Linked DNA regions of Homo sapiens: region 1 is linked to region 2. Evidence: read pairs that join two places in POLR2A ChIA-PET (ENCODE). Cell type or tissue: Caco-2. All regions are shown on one strand. Each heading gives the region's core, and the rest is flanking DNA. Links, peaks and the distances in the headings are about the cores only. Region 1 overlaps MLXIPL (MLX interacting protein like). Region 2 has its middle 26 kb from the start of TMEM270.

What was found. Peaks named below come from ENCODE experiments on the same cell type or tissue, not always from the same donor. Only the 100,000 strongest peaks of a DNase experiment are listed, where the experiment ranks them.
Region 1: POLR2A ChIA-PET joins it to region 2 with 15 read pairs; 2 of 35 experiments call an interaction of 5 or more read pairs at or near these places.

What each region holds. Positions count from the first base shown.
Region 1 is chr7:73,605,077-73,621,428 of GRCh38, reverse strand. It overlaps MLXIPL (MLX interacting protein like), which reads left to right. Exons shown (of 17, transcript NM_032951.3): 2 at 5,252-5,358; 3 at 13,757-13,839; 4 at 14,009-14,098; 5 at 14,411-14,455; 6 at 15,318-15,519; 7 at 15,661-15,741. Among named protein-coding and RNA genes, the nearest start is that of MLXIPL, 11 kb to the left of the region's middle. RefSeq lists an enhancer at 13,307-13,890. In Caco-2, for the core only: no CTCF peak of the experiment used is centred there; a DNase peak (open chromatin) is centred at 8,458.
Region 2 is chr7:73,880,408-73,893,911 of GRCh38, reverse strand. No RefSeq gene overlaps it. Among named protein-coding and RNA genes, the nearest start is that of TMEM270, 26 kb to the right of the region's middle. In Caco-2, for the core only: no CTCF peak of the experiment used is centred there; no DNase peak of the experiment used is centred there.

The sequences.
Region 1 (16,352 bases), core at 3,952-11,951, 270 kb after region 2:
TGAATCAGGGACCAGCCTGACCCAGAGACCAGCCTGCAGAGGCCTGGCAAGGTTTCACCCTCTGCAGGTTAGCGTGGGCAGAGGGAGGATCGAGGAGGCCGTCTTCCATGGCTCCGTGGGTGGAAGCCCCAGGGAGGTAGTTTCTGGAAGCTTCAAGGAAGCACTTGTTCATGGTCAGAGCTGGCTAGCTTTAGGAAGAGTGGCCTTGAGGGTGCAGGGGAGCAAACAGGACCTGGTTAGGGGGCAATCTAAAAGGAATTCCTGAAAGGTGGGAGGTGGGCAGCTGAACTTGGGGTTTTCTCAACCCCCTCTCTAAGTCTCAGAGTTTTCTTCTCCTTCTTATTATTTATTTATTTATTTATTTATTTATTTATTTTTGGAGACAGAGTCTCACTCTGTTGCCCAGGCTGGAGTGCGCTGGCATGATCTCAGCTCACTGTAATCTCCGTCTCCTGAGTTCAAGCGATTCTCATGTCTCAGCCTCCAGAGTAGCTGAGGTAACAGGCATGTGCCACCATCCCCAGCTAATTTTTAATTTTCAGTAGAGACGAGGTTTCACCATGTTGGCCAGGCTGGTCTCGAACCCCTGACCTCAAGTGATCTGCCCACCTCAGCCTCCCAAAGTGCTGGGATTACAGGTATGAGCCATCGTGTCCTGCCTTTTTCTTTCTTTTCTTTTTTTTTTCTGAGACGGAGTCTCACTCTGTCGCCCAGGCTGGAGTGCAGTGGCGCAATCTCAGCTCACTGCAACCTCCACCCAACGGGTTCAAGCAATTCTCTGCCTCAGCCTCCTGAGTAGCTGGGATTACAGGCGCCTGCCACCACATCCGGCTTTTTTTTTTTTTTTTTTTCAGTACAGGTGGAGTTTCACCATGTTGGCCAGGCTGGTCTTGAACTCCTGACCTTGTGATCCACCCGTCTCGGCCTCCCAAAGTGCTGGGATTACAGGTGTGAGCTACTGGGCCCAGCTCTTTTCTTCTTTTAATAGTTTTTGTTGTTGTTGTTGTTGTTTTTTGTTTGTTGTTGAGACAGAGTCTCGCTGTGACACTCAAGCTGGAGTACAATGGCATGATCTCGGCTCACTGCAACATCCGCCTCCTGGGTTCAAGCGATTCTCCTGCCTCAGCCTCCCGAGTAGTTGGGATTACAGGCACGCACCACCATGCCCGGCTAATTTTTGTATTTTTAGTAGAGACGGGGTTTCTCCATGTTAGCCAGGCTGGTCTTGAACTCCTGACCTCAGGTGATTCGCCTGCCTTGGCCTCCCAAAGTGCTGGGATTATAGACGTGAGCCACCGCGCCTGGCCCTATTAATAGTTTTAAATAGAGATAAGGTCTCACTGTATTGCCCAGCTGGTCTTGAACTCCTGGGTTCAAGCGATCCTCTCCCCTCAGCCTCCCAAAGTGCTTAGGTTACAGGCCCACCACTGCTCCTCATCAGACTTTTCTATTGGTCATAACAAGTTTTTGTTTTGTTTTGTTTTGTTTGTTTGTTTTTTGAGACGGAGTCTTGCTCTGTCGCCCAGGCTGGAGTGCAGTGGCGCGATCTTGGCTCACTGCAAGCTCTGCCTCCCGGGTTCACACCATTCTCCTGCCTCAGCCTCCCGAGTAGCTGGGACCACAGGCACCTGCCACCACGCCCAGCTAATTTTTTGTATTTTTAGTAGAGACCGGGTTTCACTGCGTTAGCCAGGATGGTCTCGATCTCCTGACCTTGTGATCCACCCATCTCGGCCTCCCAAAGTGCTGGGATTACAGGCTTGAGCCACTGCGCCCAACCAGAATTTACTTGTTTTTTATGAGTCGGGTTCCCACTCTGTTGCCCAGGCTGGAGTGCAGTGGTGTGATCACAGCTCACTTCAGCCTTGAACTCCTGGGCTCAAGCGATCTTCCCACTGCAGCCTCCTGAGTAGCTGAGACTAGAGGTTTGCACCACCATGCCCAGCTAACTTTTTTTTTTTTTTTTTTGAGATGGAGTCGCTCTCTGTCGCCCAGGCTGGAGTGCAGTGGCACAATCTCGGCTCACTGCAAACTCCGCCTCCCGGGTTAACGCCATTCTCCTGGCTTAGCCTCCCAAGTAGCTGGGACTACAGACGCCTGCCACCACGTCCGGCTAATTTTTGTATTTTTAGTAGAGACGGGGTTTCACGTTGTTAGCCAGGCTGATCTCGAACTCCTGACCTCAGGTGATCCACCCACCTCGGCCTCCCAAAGTGCTGGGATTACAGGCATGAGCCACTGTGCCTGGCCCCAGCTAACTTTTTAACTGTAGAAACAGGGTTGCACTATGTTGCCCATGCTGATCTCAAACTCCTGGCCTCCTACAGTCCTCCTGCCTCGGCCTTCCAAAGTGCTGGGATTACAGGTGTGAGCCATCCCCAGCCAGTCATAAAAAGTTCTTGAACCCTAGCGTTACGCTCTTCCTCCAGGCTGAGTCTCTTCTCTCACAGCCCCAAATCCTTTTCTTCCTCCTGGGCTTGGATATTGTCACTGTCACATCTGCTCTAACCCTGCCTGGGCCATGAACGTCATAACCTTAGCATGGAAGCGGGAGAGAAGGCAGGCAGGTCAAGGGTGCGACACGGGGTGATCAGAATGGGCTGGGAGGTTGCTGGGATACAGACAGGGACAACAGACTCAGGAGTCCCCCACCAGGTGCCACAGAAGAAGCTGGCCCAGGAGGTAGCAGAGTCTCCCCCCACCCCCACCTCCATGTCTCCCTACCAAACAGATGGTGTTTATCTAATTCTCAGAGGGAGGGGCCCAGCCAGTGGCCCAGAGAGCTGGGCTGTGTATCTTATTTGGGTAATGAGGCCTGTTGTCCCTGGTGGGGAGGGGGCAGTCCCCCACCCCCACCCCAAAGCAAACACAGGAACTTGGAGACCAGGGAGGAGAGAGGGCCCAATGACCAATGCACTCAAGTAGGGAGAGGCTGCGGAGTCAGACTGGCACCCACCCACATTTCACCCCCAGAATGTAGGAAAGACCCCTGGAGGAAGCAGGTATGGTTTTCTGAAAGACTAAGCCTTGGGGGCCAGGTGCGGTGGCTCACGCCTGTCATCCCAGCACTTTGGGAGGCCAAGGTGGGTGGATCACTTGAGGTCAGGAGTTCGAGACCAGCCTGGCCAACATGATGAAGCCCCGTCTCTACTAAAAATACAAAAGTGAGCTGGGTGTCATGGCATATGCCTGTAATCCCAGCTACTCAGGGGGCTGAGGCACGAGAATCATTTGAACCTGGGAGACGGAAGTTGCAGTGAGCCAAGATCATGCCACTGCACTCCAACCTGGGTGGCAGAATGAGGCTCCATCTCAAAAAAATGAAAAAATGGCTAAGACTTGGGGCCTCAGCCTTCCCATCTGAGATCTGAGTAAGGGATGCAAAAGGCGGGCTAGAGGGGACTGGTACACAACCCTGGCTTGTGGATGGAGACGAGAGAGGGAGGGAGAGACTAGCAGGGGGTCTAAGACCCTGAATGTCTTGGCCTCCTGGCTCAGCTTCCTGGAGGCAGAAGACTTGGCCTGTGCCTAGCAGGACCCTCACCAGTGTAAGCTCTTCCATCCAGTGGATTTTTTTTTCCTTCAAGACAGGATCTTGCTCTGTTGCCCAGGCTGGAGTGCAGTGGCGTGATCATAGCTCACTGTAGCCTCAAACTCCCGGGCTGAAGAAATCCTCTGACCTCGCCTCCCTAGTAGCTAGGACTATAGGTGCATGCCACCACACCCGGCTAATTTTAAAATTATTTTGTAGAGACAGGGTCTTGCTATGTTGCCCAGGCTGGTCTCAAACTCCTTGGCTCAAGCGATCCTCCCGCCTTGGCCTCCCAAAGTGTTGGGATTACAACCGTGAGCTACCGCGCCCAGCCCATCCTGTGGATTTGATGGACAGCTAGGGTTAGAGTGAGGGTGCTCTGTCTCCATGAATACCATTTGCTCATCCTAGCGGCCTTCCTTTGGGATCTGTTGGTTCATTGTCTTCTGTGCAGCCCTGAGAAGAGCACACCTTCTCGCTGAGTCCAGGTTGCCACCCTGGGATTCTGGGCATGGCAGACACCAAAAGGACTGTACCATGAAGGCAGTGACTGCCACTCTCTATAAAGAGGCACCCTCGGCTGGGCATGGTGGCTCACATCTGTAATCCCAGCACTTTGGGAGGCCAAGGTGGGCAGATCACTTGAGGTCAGGAGTTTGAGACCAGCCTGGGCAACATGGTGAAACCCCGTCTTTACTAAAAATACCAAAAAAATTAGCTGAACGTGGTGGCGCACAACTGTAATCCCAGCTACTCGGGAGGCCGAGGCACGAGAATTGTTTGAATCCAAGAGATGGAGGTTGTGGTGAGCTGAGATCTCACCACTGCACTCCAGCCTGGATGACAGACTGAGACTCCGTCTCAAAACCAAAAGCAAACCAAAAAAAACCAAACCAAACCAAAACAAAACACAGAGGCTCCCTCTCTACCAGGCAAACCATGGCCATCCCCTTTGCCTCTCCTGGGCCTAAGGAGGCCTGAGTGACCTCGGACCTGCCCCTTTCCTCCCTGACTCTCAGGAAGGTCTTTTTTTTTTTTTTTTTTTTTTGAGACGGAGTTTCACTCTTGTTGCCCAGGCTGGAGTACAACGGTGTGATCTCAGCTCACTGCAACCTCCGCCTCCCAGGCTCAAGCAATTCTCCTGCTTCAGCCTCCTGAGTAGCTGGGATTACAGGTGTGCGCCACCACAGCCAGCTAATTTTGTATTTTTAGTAGAGACAGGGCTTCAGTATGTTGGACTAGGCTGGTCTCGAACTCCTGACCTCAGGCGATCCACCCGCCTTGGCCCCGCAAAGTTCTGGGATGACAGGCGTGAGCTACTGCACCCAGCCCAGGAAGGTCATTTCTTATTCTCTTAAATGAGAAATGGGCCTGAGCACTGTCCCCAGCCAGCCTCCAAGACACACCTGTGAGGCCACTGGACATTGTTGCTTCCAGGGCCGAGCTGATCCACAGGTTTCAGCGTGGCTTTTGTTCTGCAGTAGACTGACAAACAGGTCTCCCCAGGGAACACAGGGGCCGCTGGTGGGAGTCTGGAAGGGGATTTTGAAGGTCTGACTCTCTGGATAGGAATTTCAGGCAGGTTGGGTTGGGGGGCCAGATTTGGAGGGGCCCCTCAAATGCCAACCATAGATGGATGCCTAGTGCATGGGGAATATGGGGACCAGCCTCTGTGGCAGCACTGCATCTCCCTAACCCTACTCCTCTCCCCTTTGACAGTGGCAAGCTGGTGTCTCCCAAGTGGAAGAATTTCAAAGGCCTCAAGCTGCTCTGCAGAGACAAGATCCGCCTGAACAACGCCATCTGGAGGGCCTGGTATATCCAGTGTGAGTGGCTACCACCAGCCTCCCAAGCCGGGAGGGACTGCCCCCTCCAACCCTCCTGCCAGAGGGTTCTACATGGTGGCTGCCCAGGAAAATCCCCGGGGTCCTCAAGGCCAGCACTAGCAGAGTTCTGCCAACCTTTTTTTTTTTTTTTTTTTTTTGAGACACAGTCTTGCTCTGTTGCCCAAGCTGGAGTGCAGTGGTGCCATCTCGGCTCACTGCAACTTCCGCCTCCCAGGTTCAAGCCATTCTCCTGCCTCAGCCTCCCAAGTAGCTGGGACTGCAGGCACCCACCACCACTCCCAGCTAATTTTTGTATTTTTAGTAGAGACGGTTTCACCATGTTGGCCAGGCTGGTCTTGAACTCCTGACCTCAAGTGATCTGCCCACCTTGGCCTCCCAAAGTGCTGGGATTACAGGCGTGAGCCACCACGCCTGACCCTGACAGCCTTTTAGGGGGAGACCAGGCCCCCAGCACCAGGACTCCTGAATAGCTCCTGACCTCCAGCGGGTCTCGGGGAATAGGTCCCAAAGGGTGTTTCCACTGTGAAGCTGGGCACAGCAGAGGTCACCCCTCAGTAGCACTAGGGTAGGCTGAGATTTGAGGTACAGTTCAAAGCCCATTTTGCATCCCATTAGCATAGTTGGGTGCCTTGAATGCGAGGGTAAAAAGGGCCATTAGACACTAGCGGGGCCAACTGCATCACTTTGTAAATGGAGAAACTGAGGATCCCGCATGGGTCTCCACCAGCCTTTCATTGAAGTCCTTCCTGAATATCCAGTAGGTGCCCACCATGGCCAATTGGGCAGAGGGGATCCAGAGAGGCCATGCCATCTCGTGGAAGGAACTCTGGACTTAGAGTTGCCCAGAGCTAGTTCCTCCACCCCGTCTCTGCCCCTTGCTGGCTGTGTGACTTCAGGCTAGTTGCCTAGCCTCTCTGAACTTGTTTCCTTATCTATAAAAACGAGGCCACGGTGGCTCACACCTGTAATCCCAGCACTTTGGAAGGCCAAGGCGGGCAGATCACAAGGTCAGGAGATCGAGACCATCCTGCCTAACGCAGTGAAACCCGGTGTCTACTAAAAATACAAAAAATTAGCTGGGCGTGGTGGCGGGTGCCTGTAGTCCCAGCTACTCGGCAGGCTGAGGCAGGAGAATGGCGTGAACCTGGGAGGCGGAGCTTGCAGTGAGCTGAGATCGCGCCGCTGCACTCCAGCCTGGGCGACAGGGCGAGACTCCGTCTCAAAAAAAAAAAAAAAAAAAGGGCAAAACAAAAAACGAGGCCAATAGTCCTAACTTTCATGGTTGGTGTGGAGATAACAGGTATTCCAGGGTGTTGCCACTAAGTTGGTATCCAATACATGATGTATCCTTAAGGAGGTCACATTCTCATTCATTTGGGAACACCCCACTCCCCATGGCAGGGCAGCAGAGGCAGAGAGGACTTGGATCCGCCAGCCCTGTGTTGGGACCTCATTCAGGTCAGGTTCTGCTGCAGGATCAAAGGCTGCACTGAGCTGGGAATGCAAAGCCCAGGAGAGACCACACGCAGTATTCTCTGTCCTCGCCCCGCTGGATTTCATCCAAGCAGGGAGAGGGTGTGTTTTCTGGTTTCCATTTATCTACATGCCAGGCACTTTCGTGAATCACCTTATTTAAGGCTTCCTAGCAACCCTGGGAGATAGGTTTTATTACCGCCATGTTATGGATGAGCAACTGAGGCTCAGAAGGCAAGTGACATATTCAGGTTCACAGAGCGTAAAAGAAGCAGAGCTGGGGCTGGCTGGAAGTCCACAGTTCCCCAACTCCAAATTATGGCGGTGGGGGGGGTTTGTTTGGTTTTGTTTTGTTTTTTAATACGAAGTTTCGCTCATGTTGCCCATGCTGGAGTGCAGTGGCGTGATCTTGGCTCACTGTAACCTCCGTCTCCCTGGTTTAAGAGATTCTCCTGCCTCAGCCTCCTGCACCTCTCCTGGGGCAAGAAGAACTTTCCACTTTGTATTGTCTCGTGTTGTTTGTTTACTTCCCTTATCTCTCCCACTAAGCTGTGGGCACCAAGTAGCTGGGATTACAGGCACCCGCCAAATTTTGTATTTTTAGTGGAGACAGGGTTTCACCATGTTGTCCAGGCTGGTCTCGAACTCCTGACCTCAGATGATCTGCCCGCCTCAGCCTCCCAAAGAGCTGGGGTTATAGGCGTGAGCCACCACACCCAGCCTGCAGAAGAAATTTCTGATGGCAGCTGAGGCATGATGTCACCTGGGGTCCTCACCCAGACACACTGATCTCCAGCTATTGCACAAGTTGCTGGAAGGACCCCAGGTTCGGAATCAGACAGAGTGAGGTTTCAGTCCAGCCCTAGCATGTCCTAACTGTGTGGGCTTGGGAAATTCTCTAGCCTCCCGGAGTCGAAGCTTGCTATTTGTGAAAATGGGAATGACAGGTCCTATTTGTTTTTTCTTGGTTTTCTTTTTTTTGAAACAGTCTTGCTCTGTCACCCATGCTGAAGTGCAATGGCACGATCTCGGCTCACTGCAACCTTCACCTCCCAGTTCAAGCAATTATTGTGCCTCAGCCTCCCAAGTAACTGGGACTACAGGCGCATGCCACCATGCCTGGCTAATTTTTGTATTTTTAGTAGAGACGGGGTTTCACCATGTTGCCCAGGCTGGTCTTGAACTCCTGGCCACAAGTGATCTGCCCACCTCGGCCTCCCAAAGTGCTGGGATTACAGGCATGAGCCACCGCGCCCGGCCAATAGGTCCTATTTCTGAGGTTCACTGAGTTTTCAGTGAGATCATCTGTATCTCACTGTCATAGTCATAGCAGCACGTGACACACATACAACAAATGTCAAGACCCCTCCTCCTCCCTAAACGCCAAAGGTTTGAAGGTGGGCTTCACGGGAGTGGGGAGGAGAAGGGCTTACTTGGCTTGACGCCACTAATGTCGGGCCTTAGGGCTCAAGCAGGAAGGGCTCTGCCACCCCCTGCAGGCTCCTATCCTCTAAGATTCTTCCTTTCCTGATCCAACAGTCATACTCCCACACTCTGAAATCGTCTTGGTGTCCTGGGAGCTCCCTGGCACTTTGCACCGCTCCTGGGGCAAGAAGGACTTTCCACTTTGCATTGTCTCGGGTTGTTTGTTTACTTTCCTTATCTCTCCCGCTAAGCTGTGGGCACCCTGCCTGATTCATCCATGTGTCCTGTCCCAGTATCTGTCTCAGCATAGGTGCAAAGGGTTCCGCGGCTGAGTGAAGGGAAGAACTTATCAGTGTTAAACAAAGCCTGCCCCAGCCCCCAGGAAGCCACATGGTTACAGCCTTTCCATGAGAAACAGTCCAGAGGATGGGGTCTCTGGGCTGGGGAGGGGGGCTTCACTTGGCCCTGACTTTCTGAGAGCCCTGGACAAACTTTTTTTTTTTTTTTTTGAGATGGGGGTCTCACTCTGTTGCTCAGGCTGGAGTGCAATGGTGTGCTCTCGACTCACTGCAGCCTCCTCCTCCGGGGTTCAAGCGATTCTCCTGCCTCACCCTCCTGAGTAGCTGGGACTACAGGTGCGCACCACCACGCCCGGCTAATTTTTTGTATTTTCGGTAGAGACAGGGTTTCTCCATGTTGGTCAGGCTGGTCTCGAACTCCCGACCTCAGGTGATCCGCCCACCTCGGCCTCCCAAAGTGCTGGGATTACAGGCGTGAGCCACCGCGCCTGGCCTAACAAACTTAATTTTATTCTATTTTTTGAGACAGGGTCTCACTTCATCACCCAGGCTGGAGTGCAGTGGAGCCAACATAGCTCACTGCGGCCTCCAATTCCTGGGCTCAAGCAATTCCCCCACCTCGGCCTCCCTAGTAGCTGGGACTACAGGCATGCGCCCCCACACCCAGCTATTTTTTATTTTTAATTTTTTGTAGGGGCAGGGTCTCACTAGGTTGCTCAGGCTGGTCTCAAACTCCTGGCCTCAAGCAATCCTCTCAGTTCAGCCTCCCAAAATGTTGGGGCTACAGGCGTGAGCCACCACACCGTACCAGGACAAACTTCATCTTTGCTGGTGTTCATTTCCTCATCTGGAAAGCCAGGGGCAGACACACTTTGAGACCCTCCTTCCTTATCTAGCCCCCTGGGAGTCTATGCACCCAAGGACCCAGCCCTTTGTTTTCTGTCCAATCTGGGCTCAGAAACCAGGACAAAACCCCTCCTTCAATCCTATCAGTGTCCATTTTGGAGAATGCTTTATTTTATTTTATTTTTTTTTTTTTGAGACAGTCTCACTCTGTCACCCAGGCTGGGGTGCAGTGGTGTAATCTCAGCTCACTGCAACCTCTGCCTCCCGGGTTCAAGCAATTCTCATGCCTCAGCCTCCCAAGTAGCTGGGATTACAGGCATGCGCCACCACGCCTGGCTAATTTCTGTATTTTTAGTAGAGATGGGGTCTCACTATGTTGCCCATGCTGGTCTTGAATTCCTAGATTCAAGTGATACGCCGGCCTTAGCCTCCCAAAGTGCTGAGATTACAGGCGTGAGCCACCGTGCCCAGCAGATTTTGGAGAATGTTCTTTAGGACAGAACTTTGTAAATGATGCTAAAAAGCCCTAGTAAATTTCATGTTCCAGTGGTCCCCCTTCCTCTGTGTCCTCGTTTGTCCCAGAGGAAGTTGGCTGGGGCAGGAAGGGTCAGCAGTTGTTCTCTTTGTCAGAGCAGCCAGGAAAAGTCTCAGGTTGCCTCTAAGTAGACCAGCTGTGTGTCAAGCTCTGTGCCAAAGGCAGGAGCTGCTTTTACTCCCTGCAGCAAGGCGAGCATGTAAAGACCTGACAGGCCAGGGTGGAGGGGAGGTGGGCAGCGCTGTGGGCTTTGGCAGGCAGGAAGGCTTCCTGGAGGAGGCGCTATCCTGAATTGTGGGCAGAGGAGGGAAGGTAAGAGGGGCTTCCCTGTTAGAATAAGACCAGAAGGGCCGGATGTGGTGGTTCACGCCTGTAATCCCAGCACTTTAGGAGGCCGAGGCGAGCAGATCACTTGAGGTCAGGAGTTCGAGACCAGCCTTGCCAACATGGAGAAACCCTGTCTCTACTAAAAATACAAAAATTAGTGGGGCGTGGTGGCGCTCACCTGTAATCCCAGCTACTAGGCAGGCTGAGGCAGGAGAATTGTTCGAACCCAGAAGGCAAAGGTTGTGGTGAGCCAAGATCAGGCCACTGCACTCCAGCCTGGGTGACAGAGTGAGACTTCATCTTAAAAAAAAAAGGAAAAGAAAAGGTGGGCTGTGTGGCTTCAAGGTGAGGTGTATAAAGGAGACAGGGAGGCCGGGCACAGTGACTCATGCCTGTAATTCCAGCATTTTGGGAGGCCGAGGGAGGTGGATCGCCTGAGCTCAGGAGTTCGAGACCAGCCTGGGCAACATGGCGAAACCCTGTCTCTACCAAAAATACAAAAAACCAGCTGGGCATGGTAGCACATGCCTATAGTCCCAGCTACTCGGGAGGCTAAGGTGGGAGGATCGCTTGAGCCTGGGAGGTGCAGGCTGCAGTGAGCCAAGGCCGTAGCACTGTACCACTGCTCTCCAACTTGGGTGACAAGAGTGAGACCCTGTCTCAAAAAAAGGAGATGAGATGCTGAGAGAAGCAAGTGGTGGCCCAGTCATGGAGGAGGGGGACGGGTTTGGAAGCCAAGCCAAGGAGTGTGGACTTTGTCCCAGAGGTAGTAGGGAGCCATGGAGGGTTCCAGACCTGAACTGCACTTTAGAAAGAATTGTCCTGGCTGCAACTGGAAGATGAGCTCCGAGTGTGACACTGGAGTCAGGGAGGTCCCTGTGAGAAATGACACCAGGCCAAGGGGTGACACAGTGAGAGAGGATGGAGGGGAGGGGACAGCGGGAGAAATGTCACAGATCCTATGAGATTGAGATTTTTTTCTCAATTAGACCCGGAATATAACAGTCAGACCTGGAATGCTGGGAGTCAGTGGGGTTTTTGTGGCAAGTTTTGGGACATCCTAGGGAGGGTCCCCAGGCAGCTGGATATGAGGCTAGAGCAGGAAAGGGCCAGAGTGAGAGAGGCTGCAGGGTGGGCATTGCAAAGGAGTCAGTGAAAAGTGGTCAGGGGCTGGGAGCGGTGGCTCACGCCTGCAATCCCAGCACTTTGGGAGGCTGAGGCAGTCAGATCGCTTGAGCCCAGGAGTTTGACAACAGCCTGGGCAACATGGTGAAACCATGTTGAATTTTTTTTAAAAATTCACAGATTAGCTGGGTGCAGTGGTATACACCTGTAGTCCCAGCTACTCTGGAGGCTAAGGTAGGAGGATCACTTGCACCCAGGAGGCGGAGATCGAAGTACCCAAGATCCCTGCCACTGCACTCCAGCCTGGGCAACAGATTGAGACCTTGTCTCAAACACACACACACACACTCCATCCTGGGCAACAGATTGAGTCCTTGTCTCAAACACACACACACCAGCCTGGGCAACAGATTCAGTCCTTGTTTCAAGCATACACACACACACACACACACACACACACACACAAAGCGGCCAGGGCCCGGTGAGGTGGCTGACACCTGTAATCCCAGTGCTTTGGGAGCCTGAGTTGGGGGATCATTTGAGGTCAGGAGTTTGAGACCAGCCTGACCAATATGGTGAAACCACGTCTCTATTGAAAATACAAAAAATTAGCTGGGCGTGGTAACGCGTGCCTGTAATTCCAGCTACTTGGGAGGCTGAGGCAGGAGAATCGCTTGAACCCGGGAGGTGGAGGTTGCAGTGAGCTGGGATCGTGGCACTGCACTCTAGGCTGGGCAACAAGAGTGAAACGCCATCTCAAAAAAAAAAAAAAAAAAAAAAAAAGTGGCCAGGGAAGCTAGGAGATAAAGAAAAGCCTCGTGAGCCCAGGAATTTGAGGCCAGTCCTCAAAGCAACATAGTGGGGCCCTGTCTCTACCAAAAAATTAAAAATAACAGTAATAAAAAGGAAGAGGCCAGGCACAGTGGCTCACGCCTGTAATCCCAACACCTTGGGAGGCCAAGACAAGAGGATTCCTTGACCTCAGGAGTTCGAGACCAGCCTGGGCAACACAGGGAGACCCTGTCTCTACAAAAAATTTAAAAATTAGCCAGACATGGTGGCGTACACCAGAGGCTGAGGCGGGAGGATCGCTTGAGCCCAGGAGGTCAAGGCTTCAGTGAGCTATGATTGCGCCACTGCACTCTGGCCTGGGCAACAGAGCAAGAACCTGTTTCAAAACAACAACAAAAACAAAAAAGAGCCTGGAGTGTGTGTTGGGGCCAAGGGCAAGAGCCTGGGGAGAGGTCAGAATTAGAGACTGGGAGGGGAGGTGGAGGCCTGGAAGAGGACACATGTTGGTGGTCAGAAGTGAACCAAGGGTGGTTCTCTGCAATGAAAGTGGGTAGTGCCTAGCCTTCTGAGGCAGAGGACCCAAGGCTCTAGGCCCCTGGCCTGCCAGTCTAACCAGGACTTTCTTTTTTTCTTTTTTTTTTTTCTTTGAGATGGATTCTTGCTCTGTCACCAGGCTGGAATGCAGTGGCGTGATCTCACTGCAACCTCCACCTCCCAGGTTCAAGCGATTCTCCTGCCTCAGCCTCCCAAGGAGCTGGGACTATAGGCATGTGCCGCCATGCTCGGCTAATTTTTGTATTTTTAGTGGAGACGGGGTTTCACCATGTTGGCAGGCTGGTCTTGATCTCCTGGCCTCGTTATTCACCCACCTAGGCCTCCCAAAGTGCTGGGATTACAGGTGTGAGCCACCGCACCCAGCCCTAACCAGGACTTTCTGGAGGCAGCTCACTCTCTGTGGCCTATGGCCCCACAATCCATTCAGCAGTCTTTGCAAGTGTACCTATGGGGCTCCAGAGGAACCCAGAGAAGGTGTGGGAGGTTGGATTCACAGTGCCCTGTAGAGGAAGATCAGGCTGGGTGAGGTGGCTCAAGCCTGTAATCCCAGCACTTTGGAAGCCCGAGGCAGGTGGATCACCTGAGGTCAGCAGTTCGAGACCAGCCTGGCCAACATGGTGAAACCCCGTCTCTACTAAAAACACAAAAATTAGCTGGGCCTGGTCGTGGGCGCCTGTAATCCCAGCTACTCAGGAGGCTGAGGCAGGAGAATCGCTTGAACCCAGGAGGTGGAGGTTGCAGTGAGCCAAGATCACGCCATTGCACTCCAGCCTGGGCAACAAGAGTGAAACCCTATCTCCAAAAAAAAAAAAAAAAAAAGGAAGATCTAGGAGGCTAGAGCATCATCCGAGAAGACTTCCTGGAGGAGGCAGCATGGGCACTTAATCTGAACGTCAAAGGCCAAGCAGGATTTCGCAGGGTGTCACTTGAGTCCCAGTCCCCTGGGGTGAGGTGGGGGATGAGGAAGCTGGGTGCCCCTGACCTGGCCCCCTTCTCTCAGATGTGAAGCGGAGGAAGAGCCCCGTGTGTGGCTTCGTGACCCCCCTGCAGGGGCCTGAGGCTGATGCGCACCGGAAGCCGGAGGTAGCTGGGTTCTGGACCGCCTGCCCACCTGCCCACCTGCCCACCCACCAAGACCAGCCCCTGCCTCCTGTAGCCTTGCGCTGAGCAGACAGGGATGGGGTGAAGGGTGGGAGATGGGTGTGCGGTGCTCCCCTCTCTACTGATCCCCCTCCCCCGGCCCCTACCCCAGGCCGTGGTCCTGGAGGGGAACTACTGGAAGCGGCGCATCGAGGTGGTGATGCGGGAATACCACAAGTGGCGCATCTACTACAAGAAGCGGGTCAGTGGGGGAGGGCCAGGGAGGCCCCAGAGCTTTCCTCCTGCGGCTGCCGGCTACCGCCCGCCTCGGAAGATCCCTGGAAAGGGGATCCTGACCCCCGAGCTTGCGCCCCTCGGGCCCTCCATTCAGTCCCGGGCCGACAGCGCCACCGTGTGGCCACAGCGTCTCCTAGCGGCCTCCTTACCTAGGGGTCGGGTGAGCTCCTGATGGGAAATGGGGGATCTCATCGCTTGTGAGTAGAGGAGACTTTGGGGGGAAAGTGATGGAGGATGGGGCAAGGGATCCGGTGTCCAACTCTGTGTGTCCCTGCAGCTCCGTAAGCCCAGCAGGGAAGATGACCTCCTGGCCCCTAAGCAGGTGGGTGCTCTGTAAGTCCAGCAGGCAAGGGCATCCCTTTGCCCCCCAAGTAGATGGGAGGCAGAGTTGACAGTTTCCGCCTCAGTGGGCAAGACAGTGGCTGGGCATGAGGGTGGAATGTGGGATGTTACTGCCATCCTGTGGTTCATTTGTTGAGCTCTTCTCTTCTTGGGGGGTGAGGGTGAGGTGGTGAGAAGACCCCAGGTCATTGAGCAAGTGGTGGGAGGCATGGGAGAACAGAGGGACCAGGCCGGGCGTGGTGGCTCACGCCTGTCATCCCAGCACTTTGGGAGGCCGAGGCGGGTGGGTCATCTGAGGTCAGGAGTTCGAGACCAGCCTGGCCAACATGGTGAAACCCCGTCTCTACTAAAAATACAAAAATTAGCCGGGCATAGTGGCGCATGCCTGCAATCCCAGCTACTCAGGAGGCTGAGACAGGAGAATCGCTTGAACCTGGGAGGTGGAGGTTGCAGTGAGCTGAGATTGCGCCACTGCACTCCAGCCTGGGCAACAGAGTGAGACTCCGTCTCCAAAAAAAAAAAAAAGAAAAAGAAAAAGAAAACAAACAAAAAAAAAAACCAGAGGGACCAAAGAACTGGGGTCCCAGACAGGAAAAAATCTAAAGAGCAGGAAGGGGACCCCTGTATCTGCATCCTGGTCTATCTCCTGGGGGAAGTTCTTAGAGGCCAATGGAGTGATCTTGGCCTTTCAAGCAGCAAGCTAGGTCCACTAGGGAAAGGTGACAGAGGTGTGAACAGACAGACCCTCTGTCCTGCTGACCACTTGACCCTGGAGAGGGGTGATATGGAAGATCGGGGCAGTGGGAGCTCTCTAGCGGCTGCTGACGGCTCTGTCTCCCTAGGCGGAAGGCAGGTGGCCGCCGCCGGAGCAATGGTGCAAACAGCTCTTCTCCAGTGTGGTCCCCGTGCTGCTGGGGGACCCAGAGGAGGAGCCGGGTGGGCGGCAGCTCCTGGACCTCAATTGCTTTTTGTCCGACATCTCAGACACTCTCTTCACCATGACTCAGTCCGGCCCTTCGCCCCTGCAGCTGCCGCCTGAGGATGGTGAGGGTCTGAGAAAGGGCAGGGGAGAGGGGTGAAGGCCTGTGAGATTCCAGGAGGCCAAGGGAGGGATGGCTGGGGATGGGGGTGGGGACCCTGCTCCTCCCTGCCTGCTGCTGCTGATGTCGCCACTGCTGCCTCCAGCCTACGTCGGCAATGCTGACATGATCCAGCCGGACCTGACGCCACTGCAGCCAAGCCTGGATGACTTCATGGACATCTCAGGTGGGGCGAGCCCCTCCCCAGGTCGGGTGGACGGGCAGGGTCTGTGTGAGGAAGGCCGATGAGCCCATCCCAGGCCCCTCTGGGAGGGCTGATAGTCTGGGTCGTTTCTTTTTTTCTGTCTTTTTATTTATTTATTTATTTTGAGATGGCATCTCACTCTGTCACCAAGGTTGCAGTGCAGTGGTGCCAACCTCTGCCCTCCAGACTCAAGTGATCCTCCCGCCTCAGCCTCCTGAGTAGCTGGGACTACAGGTGTGCACCACCAAACCCGGCTAATTTTTTTTGTATTTTTGGTAGAGATGGGTTTCACCATGTTGCCCAGACTGGTCCCAAACTCCTGAGCTCAAGCCATCCTCTTGCCTTGGCCTCCCAAAGTGCTGGGATTACAGGCATGAGCCACCATGCCTGGCAGGTCTGGGTGGTTTCTGAGGGTTCTTCCTGGTCTCCTTTTGTCCAGCTGGTGTGGCCTCCAATGGGGGCAGGGCCCAAGAGAGTACCTGGCCAGGGAACCAGGGGCTCCCAAGAAAGCAGTGAAGGCTGGGACTCTCTCAGGGGAGAGAAGAACTTTGAATTATTTGGGTCTATTTATTTTTCACACAATGCATTTTAAA
Region 2 (13,504 bases), core at 4,271-12,270:
TGGGGAGATCCAGTTGGGAGGCGTGCCCAGGGCCCACGCAGACGGGCTGGGGGAGCCTCCCCTGGGAAGCCCTCCACTCCCAGCTGCACACTCCTGGCTGCCAGCGCTGGGACAGACACAGACGGACTGGGCCTGGCAGCAGCTGCAGCTGGGAGCCTGCCGAGTCCTGGGCTGGAATGAAGGAGAAACCTGTCCAGCGATGAGATCAAGGCAATGGCACAAGTGTCCCCCCCAGGGAGCCGAGCTCTGTGTCCCAGGACATTCCAAACTCTGTGAACAAAACATGGGATGGGAGGCTAGCCAGGCTGGGCCAGGGCCAGGTGGCCCCCCACCCCTCCCATCAACGGATGGTTTTGCAGGGGGAGCCCAGCCTCCTCCTGCGGGGGCTGTCCCGGCCCAGCAGTGGGACCGGCTGGGAACGCAGCATGCACTGCCAGGAATACTGCCCACACAAGTCGCCTGGGGACGCCGCATCCAGACACCTGCCACGTTCCCTCGGCAGGGTGCCACGTGTGGTCATCTGCCTGAACCCGATGCTGCATGGGGTGCTGTAGGTGACCCATGCTGCACATCCTCCTGCTTGGCTCTGTTTAACTTAGCAAACACCTTCGAAGCCACGATCGTATTTAATAACACCTGATGGAGACCCGGTCTGGCTGGTTTCCCCCATTTTATAGGAAACTGGGGCCCAACGTGCAGTTTGCTGGGGGCCACACGGTTATCAAGTGCTGATGCAGGATTCTCACCCAGGATTGCTGCCTCCCCAGCTCAATTCTTGCAGTTACACTTTGTGCTGGTAGTCGGAGTCCACCAAGACTCTGGGCTCAGCCTCCCTGACCGAAACCCTAATTCCACAGCAGCACCTCTAAAATCAGCAGGTTCAATGCCTTGATTCTATAAATGGGTAAAGTGGGGGAAAAAGGGACAAGGCCTTGCCAAGTTCATAGAGCATCAGAGGTGAAAGTGGAATTCAGCTTCAGATGTTGATGCTCGTAGGAACGTGAGCCAGGCATGATTCCAGGACAGCTGGAAGGCAGCCAATGTGCATGGCTCAGAGAGCCGGGGAGTGGAGAGAAATCGTGGTGGCTTCCTGGAAGAGGTGTACTGCCCCCCAAGCAAGGCCTCTGTGAAGCCCACTCAAGTGACCCTACGTAGAGACAGTCACAGATCAACAGAAGGAAAATTACAGGCTAGGCTCATGCATGTAATCCTAGCACTTTGGGAGGCTGAGGTAGGAGGATCACTTGAGACCTGGAGTTTGAGACCAGCCTGGGCAACATAGCAAGATCCCATCTCTTATAAAAAAAAAAAGAAAGAAAGAGAGAAAGAAAGAAAGAAAGAAAGAAAGAAAAGAAGGAAGAAAGAAAAGAAAGAAAGGGAAAGAAAGAAAGAAAGAAAGAAAGGAAGAAAGAAAGAAAGAAAGAAAGAAAGAAAAGGAAAGAAAAGAAAAAGGGAAAGAAAGAGAAAAAGGAAGAAAAAAGAAAGAAAGAAAAGAAAAGAAAAGAAAAGGAAGGCAGGAAGGCAGGAAGGCAGGAAGGAAGGCAGGCAGGCAGGCAGGAAGGAAGGAAGGAAAGAAAGAAAATTAGCCGGCGTGGTGGCACGACCCTGCAGTCCCAGCTACTCAGGAGATTGAGGTGGGAGGATCATTTGAGCCCAGAAGTTTGAGGCTACAGGGAGCTATGATCACACCACTGCACTCCAGCCTGAGTCAGAGATTGAGATACCATATCTATTTTAAAAAAAAAAATTCTTCTTTGCAATGGCAAAGAAGAATGAGAGGCTACGGGGGTGAGCTGTAACTGCCTGTGTAACCTCAAAACTGTCCCTTCCCCTCCCCGGGCCTCAGTGGCCTCATCAATACAATAGGGACACGGGATGTTGGCTGTGGCCAGATCACACAGTGACTCTTGCCAGCTCAGCCACTCCTGCAGCAGGGTTCTGAGGACTGGCTCAGGGCTGCCCAGATACTGGCCATGGCTTAGGAGCCCCCAAGTCCAAGTGGGGTGCCTGAGGAGGAAAGAGGCAGGCTACTGCCTGCTAAGCTGGGATGTGAGGTCTGAGGAGGAGCCCAGTGAAGGCCAGAGATAGGGTCGGTGCTGCAGGAGGGGCTGGAGGAACAGCTAGCAGACAGAGGGGAGGAGGCCTAGGCGTGGACGGCCGGGGTCAGCAGCAAGGATTATATTGTGTAAACGATAGGAAACTGAGGGGATTAGGCGGGACAAGGTCATGGTCAGAATGACCTAGGGAAGGCGTCATCCATGCGGTCCAGGCAGATGATGGTGGAATCCGACACCAGCAGCAGCCAGGAGGTTTCAGCAGAAGCTGAGTAGGCTCCTGACAGGAGGCAGAAGTGGAGTCCTTCTCTCCCGTCCATCCCAGACTGGGAGTCCCCTGGGGGGCAAAAGAAGGGCTCTGATCCCCAGGTTAGGCATCTGAAGGCAGGATGAGCCCAGTGACTGTGTGCTGACCCCGGCATGTGCCTGGCCATCCCAGCCCTCAGCACGAAGAGTCCACCCTCCGGCTGGACCAGGTCAGGCTGACCAAGGGCATGACTGACAGGCAGCCTCTTCCAAGGAGCTACGTTGTTTGACTCTCCTGGCTCCTCCCAGTGGCCAAGGCTTGTGGCACAGAATGGTTTCCAGAAATCAATGGTTCTGGCCGGGCCTGGTGGCTCATGCTTGTAATCCCAGCACTTTGGGAGGCCGAGGCAGGCAGATCACCTGATGTCAGGAGTTCGAGACCAGCCTGGCCAACATGGTGAAGTCCCGTCTCTATTAAAAATTCAAAAAGTAGCCGGGCATGATGGTGCACGCCTGTAATCCCAGCTACTAGGGAAGCTGAGGCAGGAGGATCGCTTGAACCTCAGGGGTGGAGTTTGCAGTGAGCCAAGATCGTGCCACTGCACTCCAGGCTGGGCAACAGAGCGAGACTCCACCTCAAAAATAAATAAATAAATAAATAAATAAATAAATAAATAAATAAAAGAAATTAATGGATCAAACGTCAACGTTGAAGTAGGGTAGACCATGAGCAAAGACAAATTCAAGAAGGAATTCCTCCATCTGGACCCAGTAAAGGCTCACTGAGCGTTTACTCTGTGTCAGGCTCTGGGCCAAATGTGGGGGCCACAAAGAGGAGAAAGACAGGGCCTTGAGAGTTCACGGAGGGGACAGTGCCCAGAGATCCGTAGGCCCTGCAAACCCAAGGACACCAGGCAGTGAGCGCCAGGACTGGGAAGGACCTGGAAGATCTCGGCCTTTGTCGGTGGAGAGGAGACGGGAGGAAGGAGGATGCTGGGAGCGCCAGGGGGTCAAGACAGCAGGGAGGGCACTGGAGGAGGGGGTCTGCAAGGAAGTGGGAGAAGGAGAGAAGGGAGGGGACTCCCCCATCCAACTCCAGGATCAAGGACCCCAGCCTGCTTTCCTCCAAGCCAGGTTTTGGTGGAGACACAGAAGCAGGGCCACTGGCCATTTTCACCTTTTAAAAACCACAGCCATTCGAAGCCAGGCGCTGGAGCCAAATTTCTGGGAGAGACAGAGTCCCTGTGGGCGCTTCCCCTGACGTCAATCGGGGTTTCTCTTGTGTGTCTGCGGCTTTGACAGGAGGAGGCCAGTTTAGGGGGCTGAGCTAAGAGAACGAGAAGAGGACCGAAAGCCAAGTGCCGCTCCCATTCTTCCAACCTCCCTGCCCATGGATGGAGCCCTTGTCAGGGTGGTTCAGGGACCCTGCTCAACAGCAGGGCAGGTGTCAGTTACAGGACAGGAGCTGGGGTCACCTAGAATCCTGCACACCATCGTGACTCCTGTGCCCTGACATGAAAGCCACACCCCGTGTAGTCTGGGAGGCTCCGTGCCAAGGAAGCCATTTTGATGCAGGGCAAGCAAGTCCTAGAATTGGGGCTTAGCCCGGGAGCACTCTTGGCTTCACCCAGGAAAGAATTCAAGGGTGGGCCGGGCGCGGTGGCTCACACCTGTAATCCCAGCACTTTGGGAGGCTGAGGCGGGCAGATCACTTGAGGTCAGGAGTTTGAGACCAGCCTGGCCAACATGGTGAAACCCCATCTCTACTAAAAATACAAAAATCAGCCAGATGTGGTGGTGGATGGCCTGTAATCCCAGCTACTCGGGAGGGTGAGGCAGGAGAATCACTTGAAACCAGGAGGTGGAGGTTGCAGTGAGCTGAGATGGCACCACTGCACTCCAGCCTGGGTGACAGAGCAAGACTCTATCTAAAAAAAAAAAAAAAAAAAAAAAAAAAAAGGCTGGGCACAGTGGCTCACACCTGTAATCCCAGCACTTTGGGAGGCTGAAGCAGGTGGATTACTTGAGGTCAGGAGTTTGAGACCAACCTGGTCAACATGCCAAAACCCTGTCTCTAGTAAAAATACAAAAATTAGCCAGGCATGGTGGTGCATCCCTGTAATCCCACCTACTCGGGAGGCTGAGGCAGGAGAATCACTTGCACCTAGGAGGCAGAGGTTGCAGTGAGCTGAGATCGCGCCACTGTACTCCAGCCTGGGCGACAGAGTGAGACTCCGTCTCAAAAAAAAAAAAAAAAGAAAGGAATTCAAGGGTGGAGGTGGTGGTGTTAAACAGCACCTTCTATTGAAGCAGCAGTGAACAGCGACAGCACAGCTGCAGCTCCTTGCAGAGCAGGGTTATCCTATAAGCAGTGTGTCCAGAGGCAGGCCTGCACTCATATTTTTTTATACCCACTTTCAATTATATGCAAATTAAGGGGTGGCTCACGAAGACTTTTCTAGGATGTGGGTGGTAACTTCCAGGTTGCTGGGTCATTGCCATGGAAAGGGGTGGTAAATTTCAGATGTTGCCATGGCAATGGTGAACTGACATGGCACATGGGTGGGCGTGTCTTACGGAGAGGTTCTGCCTCCGACATGCTTTAGCTAGTCCTCAATTTGGTCTGGTGTCTAAGCCCCGCCTCTGGAATCAAGTCCCATCTCCTACCTCATTTTGAGGTAGAGGTGGCACTATCTGCCACTAAGGGACAGTAGAGCCAAATATGAGTGACCAAGGCCCATGACACAATCCCAGGAGGTTCTGAGAACATGTACCCAAAGTGGATGGGTTACAGCTTGATTTTATACACTTTACTGGGACATAAGTTATAGGGAAACATCGACTGATGTGTACATTGGTTCTGTCTGGAAAGGTGGGACAACTTGAAGGAAGGTTTTGGGGGAGGTTCCAGGTCATACATGGATTCAGAGATTTTCTTTTTTTCTTTTTTGAGACAGGTTCTCACTCAGTCTCCCAGGCTGGAGTGCAGTGGTGTGATCTCAGCTCACTGCAACCTCCACCTCCCAAGTTCAAGTGATTCTCCTGCCTCAGCCTCCCGAGCAGCTGGGACTACAGGCTTGCGCCACCACGCCTGGCTAATTTTTGTAATTTTATTTATTTATTTATGTATTTATTTATTTGAGACTGAGTCTCTTCGGCGAAGACCTTCATCTTAGGGTTCCCAAGAACTGTCCACCTGCCTGCCCCTCCCTCCCCCTGCCCAGTCCAGCCACCTCGCTCCAGGCCAGAGCTCCTGCAGTGCCCCCCACCCCACCCAGCAGCCCTCCACATTCCAATCCTCTTGACACGGCTGCCAGTCCAGGTTTCGGGAGTTCAGCCCAGCTCCCAGACACTGAGCTTCTCAGATAGGGAAACTGAGGCCCAGAGAGGGCCCAGGTGCTCTCTGGCACACCCTGTGTCCTCAGGCCCTGCACAGGCATGAAGGCACATTTTGCTGGAGAGAGAACGCGACTGAAGCCGTCTGTCCACCCACCAAGCCCAGTCCCAGCCGGTTGTAGGGGCTGGGGGCTGGGGGTGCAAATACAGGAGGGACAAAGATCACCTTCAACACACACCTGCCCCTGTCAGCTCCACACAAGCAGCCTGTCCCAATACACATTGATGTCCTAGTCTGACACCATCTGAGCCTTGAACTCAAACCCAGAGTGATACCAACACCCAAGCCAGCCAAGCTCATCTGCAACCCCAGACAGAGCACCAGCCGTGGCCCCTGTGACCCCAGAATAAACCTGACCCTGACCCCAGACTCAAGGCTAACCTCTACCCTGGACTGAATCCCAACTCCAACTCCTCTCAGAACCCATCACCTGTCCCACACTGAAGTCCAGCCCTGGCTCCAGGCTGAGCCCTGACCTGACTCCAATCTTAGATCAAGTCCTGACCCCTACCCCAGACTGAGCCCTGACCCTGGCTCCAAACTAGCCTTCATCCCAACCCTTGACCAAACCCAATCCCTGCCCCAGACAGAGCCTTGAGCTCCACACCAAACCAAACCCCAACTCTCCACTCAGACTGAGCTCCAACCTGGAAACAGGCTGGTTCCTGAGCCCGCCATAGGCTGAGCTCTGACTCCAGTGCCAAGCCCTGATCCTCACCGTGACCTCAAACTAAACCTGACCCCAAGGCAGAGCCTTGACCCAGTACAGACAGCCCAGGAAAGGCTCTCAGGACAGCAGACACCAGCCCATCCCCTCTGCTGCCAGGCAGGGCAGCAGGACTGGGGCCACCAGGTACCGGAGAGGAAGAGAGGATACCGGCCACTCATGAGCTGTCACACTGGCCAGCCCTGCCCTCCCTGGCTCAGGCTTATCAAATTGTGGGGTGGGGGCTGCACAGCCTGCCTGCCTCTGCGTGGGTGAATGAAAGGCTGGCAGAGGGGGCCTGGATCCTTCCACGCTGCTGCAGATGGGTCTTTCAAGGAAGGGAGATGAAACCAGGGGAAGGTCCTGGCCCAGATGGGACCAAGGAAAGCCTGGCATTGGGCCACTGCCCCCATGAGAAGCAGAAAATGTCCTGAGTCTACTGGACAGGGGCCATGCTCTGCAGAGGATACAGCCAATTCGGTCACCACACCAGGGCACAGGGCTAGGAGGCTTAGCAGTGCAGGACCCCCCAACCTCCTAATATCAAGAGATGAAGGACTGGGGGGGAAATGATCCAAATCCTCAGGGCTAGCTGAGTCCTGGAGGACTCCGAGCCTGAGGGGTTATTCCTCCTTCCCATCCAGGTGCCCTCTGGTCTCCGGATGTGGGGCCAGGGCCCCCAGGAAGGCCACCTGAGCCCCCCTTCCTCATGGCCCCAGTCCCTGCCTCGCTGTGAGAACGTGCACTCACAGCCACCGGGAAGAGATCAGCATGAAGGAATGTGCTGTCTGGGGGCCAGCGGACAGGATGGGCCGCCGGAGAGGGAGCGAGTGAGGAGAGCCGGCGAAGATCGGAGCTGGGAAGGAAAACAGAGATGAACAGGGGCAGCAAGCCAGGCCACGCCGGCCCAGCCATTGTTCCCAGCCCCGCGGGTCAGGTGCACCGGGCCCACCGCCCGATCCCAGCCTCTGTTCAGCACGGGCTGCCCAGACTTCCCCAGGCCTGCCCGCCTCCCTCCTGTCCCAGAGCCTAACCTCTGGGGTCCTGCCCAGCCTAGGAAAAAGACAAAGCCTGTCCTCTGTGCCGCCAGACAGCCCTCTGGGCCTCTGTCTGCCTCTTGGCAATGTTTCCTCTCTCACCCCCAAGGCCCTGGTCCTTCCACAAGCCTTACTCTGTCCAGACCTCCCTTGTGGGAGGAAGTCTTTGGTTTCCATGGTCTGATAAGCTAATCCACACACGGGTGTTAATAGCTGATAATGACTGAGATCAGCTCTCAAGTGTGGCCCCCGACCAGTAGCTCCATATCACCTGGAAACTTGTTAGAAAAGCAAATTATCAGTCCCAGCCCAGACCTACTGGATCAGAAACTCTGGAAATGACACCCGGTGGTCTGTTTTATGTTTTTGTAGTTTTTGTTTTGGAGACTGGGTCTTGCGCTGTCACCCAGGCTGGAGTGCAGTGGTGCAATCATAGCTTACCACAGCCTCAAACTCCTGGGCTCAAGCGATCCTCCTACCTCAGCCTCCTGAGCAGCTGGGACTACAGGCATGCACCATACTTGGCTAATTTTTTTAATAGTTTGTAGAGACAGGGTCTCTCTATGTTGCCCAGACTGGTCTAAAACTCCTGGCCTCAAGCCATCCTCCCATCTCAGCCTCCCAAAGTGCTGGGATTGCAGATGTGAGCCACCATGCCCAGCCTCAGTGGTCTGTTTTAACAAGACTTCTAGGGGATTCTCACACACATTCAGGTTTGAGAACTACTGACTTAGAGCTTAACACATGTCCATAGAAATAATAACAGGCCAGGCATGGGGGCTCACGCCTGTAATCCTAACACTTCAGGAGGCTGAGGCCAGAGGATCACCTGAGGCTGGGAGTTCAAGATCAGCCTGGGCAACATAGTGAGACCCCATCTCCACAAAAAAATTTAAAAATTAGCCGGGCGTGGTGGTACATACCTGTTCTCTCAGCCACTTAGGAAGCTGAGGTGGGAGGATTACTTGAGCCTGGAAGGCAGAGGTTGCAGTGAGCTATCATTGCACCACTGCACTCCAGCCTGGGTGACAGAGTGAGACCCTGTCTCTATTTTTATAAAAAATGAAAAGAAAAAATAAAAAAGAGCCCAGGCATGGTGACTCATGCCTATAATCCCAGAACTTTGGGAGGCCGATGTGGGTGGATCACTTGAGGCCAAGAGTTCAAGACCAGCCTGAGCAACATGGGGAAAACCCGTCTCTACTAAAAATACAAAAATTAGCCAGGCATGGTGGCATTTGCCTGTAGTCCCAGCTACTCAGAAGGCTGAAACAGGAGAATCTTTTGAGCCCAGGAGGCGGAGGTTGCAGTGAGCTAAGATTAAGCCACTGCACTCCAGCCTAGGTGACAGAGTGAGACTGAGAAAAGAAAAAGAAAGGAAAAGAAAAGAAAGAGGAAAGGAGAGAGAGGAAGGAAGGAAGGAAGGAAGGAGAGAGAGAGAGAAAGAAAGAAAGAAAAAGAAAGAAAGAAAGAAAGAAAGGAAAGAAAGAAAGGAGAGAGAGAGAGAAAGAATGAACTGAATGAATGAACAAGTAAGTAAATGAGTTTTAAGAAAGCCCAGTCTTATCCCCAGACTTCAGTAGAATGGTTTCTTCTTGACCATCTGGTGTCCAAGCCCTGTGGATAGTTGAGAGCTGCAGAGTGGAATAGAGAAAGACTGACAGCTGACTCCCTCAGAGACGGAGCAGGTCTCAGCAACTTCACCTGCCAAGAGCCCATCCAGCAGGTAGGGCCTGGGGTACAGCCAGACTCAAAGAGGCCCAGTGAAAGCTGATGGGAGGAGGTGGTCTACCAGGCCAATAGGAGGTAGTGACAAGAGTCTGGGACTGGGGGCTTATGCCTATAATCCTGTAATCCCGTAATCCCAGCACTTCGGGAGGCCGAGGTGAGCCCAGGAATTTGAAACCAACCTGGCCGACATGGTGAAACCCCGTCTCTACTAAAAATACAAAAATTAGCCGGGTGTGGTGGCACATGCCTGTAACCCCAGCTACTCGGGAGGCTGGGCAAAAGAACTGTTTGAACCCAGGAGGTAGAAGTTGCAGTGAGCCCAGATCGCGCCAATGCACTCTCAGCCTGGGCAACAGAGCGAGACTCCATCTCAAAAACAAACAGGCTGTGCGTGGTGGCTCACGCCTGTAATCCCAGCACTTTGGGAGGTGGGTGGATCGTGAGGTCAGGAGATTGAGACCATCCTGGCTAACACGGTGAAACCCTGTCTCAACTAAAAATACAAAAAATTAGCCAGCCGTGGTGACGGGCACCTGTAGTCCCAGCTACTTGGGAGACTGAGGCAGGAGAATGGCGTGAACTCAGGAGGTGGAGCTTGCAGTGAGCCGAGATCACACCACTGCACTCCAGCCTGGGCGACAGAGAGAGACTCCATCTTAAAAAAAAAAAAAAAAAAAGGGACCCAAGCTCGGATGCCAGGCCCCTGAACATTGAATTTGGCTCCTTCGGAAATCTCCTAACTAAGATCAGGCTGAACCTCAGGGGCTGGGACAGAGCTGAGCCCAGCAGTGGCGTCCCGGGACTTCTGCTGCAAGGAGGGGACCAGAAGCTGCAGGGTGAGAACCCAGCATGGTCTGAATCTTGTGAACTCATCCCTGAATCTGGCCTTTTTTTTTTTTTTTTTTTTTTTTTTGAGATAGAGTCTCACTCTGTTGCCCAGGCTGGAGTGCAGTGGTGTGATCTTGGCTCACTGCAACCTCCACCTCCCAGGTTCAAGCGATTCTCCTGCCTCAGCCTCCTGAGTAGCTGGGACTACAGGCGCACGCCACCATGCTTGGCTAATTTTTGTATTTTTAGTAGAGACAGGGTTTCACCATGTTGGCCAGGATGGTCTCGATTTCTTGACATCATGATCCACCAGTCTCAGCCTCCCAAAGTGCTGGGATTACAGGCGTGAGCCACGGCACCTGGCTTGAATCTGGCCTTTGAATCAGATCCCTCCTGAAGCTGGCATTGCCCTTTCCAGAACTTCAGAGCAACGTGATGCCTAAAGTCCTCTTGGCTTTCCCAGCTGCCTGGGTCTTGCCCAGTCTTGGCCACAGGTGACTTAATTGTGGCTTCTGTCTCCGGGACAGATTAGGGAGATGCACATAGTCTGTCTTAACCTCCTTGGTTTTTGTTTGGTTTTGTTTTTGTTTTTCTTTGAGACGGAGTCTTGCTTTGTCGCCCAGGCTGGAGTGCAGTGGTGCGATCTTGGCTCACTGCAATCTCCACCTCCCAGGTTCAAGCGATTCTCCTGCCTCAGCCTCTGGAGTAGCTGGGATTACAGGTGCCCACCACCTGGCTAATTTTTGTATTTTTGGTAGAGACGGGGTTTCTCCATGTTGGCCAGGCTGATCTCGAACTCTTGGCCTCAAGTGATCTGCCAACCTTGGCCTCCCAAAGTGCTGGGATTATGGGCTTGAGCCACCGCATCCAGCCTCAACCCCCTTATTTTGTCCACCTGCCGGCTCATCTCCCTTCAGGGCCAAGGAAGAGAAGACGAAAGAGTGTGGCCGGATCTCCACGCTTGCACGACACCAGGAAACCTCATGTGGCCAGCTCCAGCCCATATTGAAAGGGGTTTCACTCAACATAAAAAGAGAAGCATCTTCACTCACAGCTGTCACCTCTGCAGGGTTATTTGACATTTCAGGTCCAGTAACTCCCGAGATATCCTCTCGACCTGTGTGGCCCAGAAGATGTCCTGAAAAAGAGCCCATGGGGAGAAATGACTTTGGTGTCACATGGGTCCAGGAAACACTGTGCACCAGGGTCCCTTCTTAGAAGGTCAAAGCTCCTATTTTATGTATGTCTGTGTGTATTTATTTATTTATTTAGAGACAGAGTCTCTGTCACCCAAGCTGGAATGCAGTGGCATGATCTCAGCTCACTGCAACCTCCGCCTCCCGGGTTCAAGCAATTTTCTCTTAGCCTGCTGGGTAGCTGGGATTACAGACACCCACCACCATGCCCAGCTTATTTTTGTATTTTAAAGCCCCTATGAACAATTCAAGATAGCCAGGCCTGGTGGCATGCACCTGTAGTCCCAGCTACTCTGAAGGCTGAGACAGGAGGATCGCTTGAGCCCAGGAATTCCAGGCTGCAGTGAGTTATAATTCCACCATTCAGTCCAGCCTGGGTGACAGAGTAAGACCCTGTCTCTAAAAAATAAATAAAAATTAAAAATTAAAAAAATTCAAGGCTCTGATAAGTCCTGCAAGATAATAGCCTGTCTGACTTTGTGTTTCCTAGGCTTCTTGGATCCAGAAGCTTTTCCCCCTCCCAAAGTAATAGTCAATGGAGCATCACTTGGGAAACACATCCAAAATGCAGAGGGCATCCTTCCAGAGTTCCGAGAAGGAAAAACAGGAGTTGGAGAAGCATCTTGCTAAAGAGGCATAGAAGGCAGGGGATACTGGAGATCCACGAAGGCTCAGCCTCTCTCAACCTCCAGGATCCCCCATCTCCAGAGCCACTGTCCCCAGAAAAGGTGTCATTGAGCAGAAACCTCAGAGGAGGGGAAAGATTCCTTAGCTGTCTAAGAGACAGCCTCAGGTAGGCTGGTGCGCCCAGCCAGCAAGGGAATGAGAGGCATCTCCCAGCATGCCCTGGGGAAGGTACAGCCTGGTCCTCTGGTTGGACTTGAATTCTCAGACCAGCTCATGTCTGTCTACACCTGACTCCCCAACTCTGCACAGTAGGACATATGACATCTGTCCCCCACCCCCCTCCCCTGATTCTGTCCTCTCCTAGGTCTTCTGCATCTGCCTAGGGTGTGAGATGACCTCCTAACCCCCCACCTTGGGGCTTGGAGGCTCCTGTCTTCTTTGGAGTGGAGGAGAGAGAAAAAACTCCTGCCTCAGCTCCCTCCCACCTGCGTAGACTCTTGGCTGCCTTCTGAAGCCAGACAATACAGGGAAATGTTTGCGCCCAAACAACTTTGCTGCATCAGGAACTGCTTGACCCTGCCCAGGAAAGTAAACTCCTAGAGCTCCACCCTTTTGCTCCCTCGGTCTGCAAACCAGGGATCAAAGCTGGAGGGGCAGCCCAGCAAGGGGTTATCAGAGCCAAAGGGGTCACAGGTGTCCCAAGGTGGGCAAGAGGGGAGAGCTCAGGGGTCGCCTCTCTCTAGGGACCCGGGCTTGCCTTCCTGGCTAATTCAGAAAAGGAGTTCTCTCCTTGACAGTGAAATATGCAAAAGCCAGATTGCCAGTATTTTTCTGGAGAGCTGTGGCTCTGAATTTAATCTGGTCTAAAGATAATGAAAACAGCACTTTGACTTGATTTGAAAAATGTATTAATTCATTCCACAAGCATTTGCTGCGCTTGGGTTCTGTGCCAAGCCTAGCGTTGGGCACTGGAGATCCAGTGTGGATCAGCTAAACGCTGCCCCGGAGAGACCCACGGTCTAATGGGGGAGAGAGACACACAAATGGAATCGGAGGGCAGGCGGCTCTGCTTGGTCCCCAGCTGAAGTTCCCCCTGGGAAATGCCAACCTTGGCTAAACTAAAGGCTCAGGAGATTGGCACACACATAGCTGGGACAGGTTAGGGGGCCTGTCACTAAATGCACCTGCAGCCATCTGGCCGCCCTACCATGGAAACTATAGGATCAGTGCATAGTTTCAAAACCGGACGTCCTGTCCTCATATTCGATAAAGACTCCAATGCCCTCCAGGGTCCCCTCCCGGCAGCCCTTCCCTTCCTCTCCGATGGGAAGTCCCTTTGCCAACCTCAACACAGCCCTGAGGTGATGAACATCAGCTGTGAGCCAACATTGAGAAAAGCAACACGGGGCAAGAGAAGATCGGCTTCTCCTGGCTCATGGGCACAAACACATTCACAAATATGTGGACACTCCCAGAGGATGACCTCCGGGCATTCCAGTGCATCGACCTTTGGGACATGTCAGCTTCCCATTTCCAGCAGCGGGCTGTGGAGGGGAGGGAGAACCAGTGATCCAGTGACTGCCTCCCCTGTCCAGGCTCCCAACTCAACCCTAGTGGAGCTTGGACAGCAACTCATCCTGTCTTAGCCTTTGGGGACATCAAGCACGGGGTGGAAGGGGCCA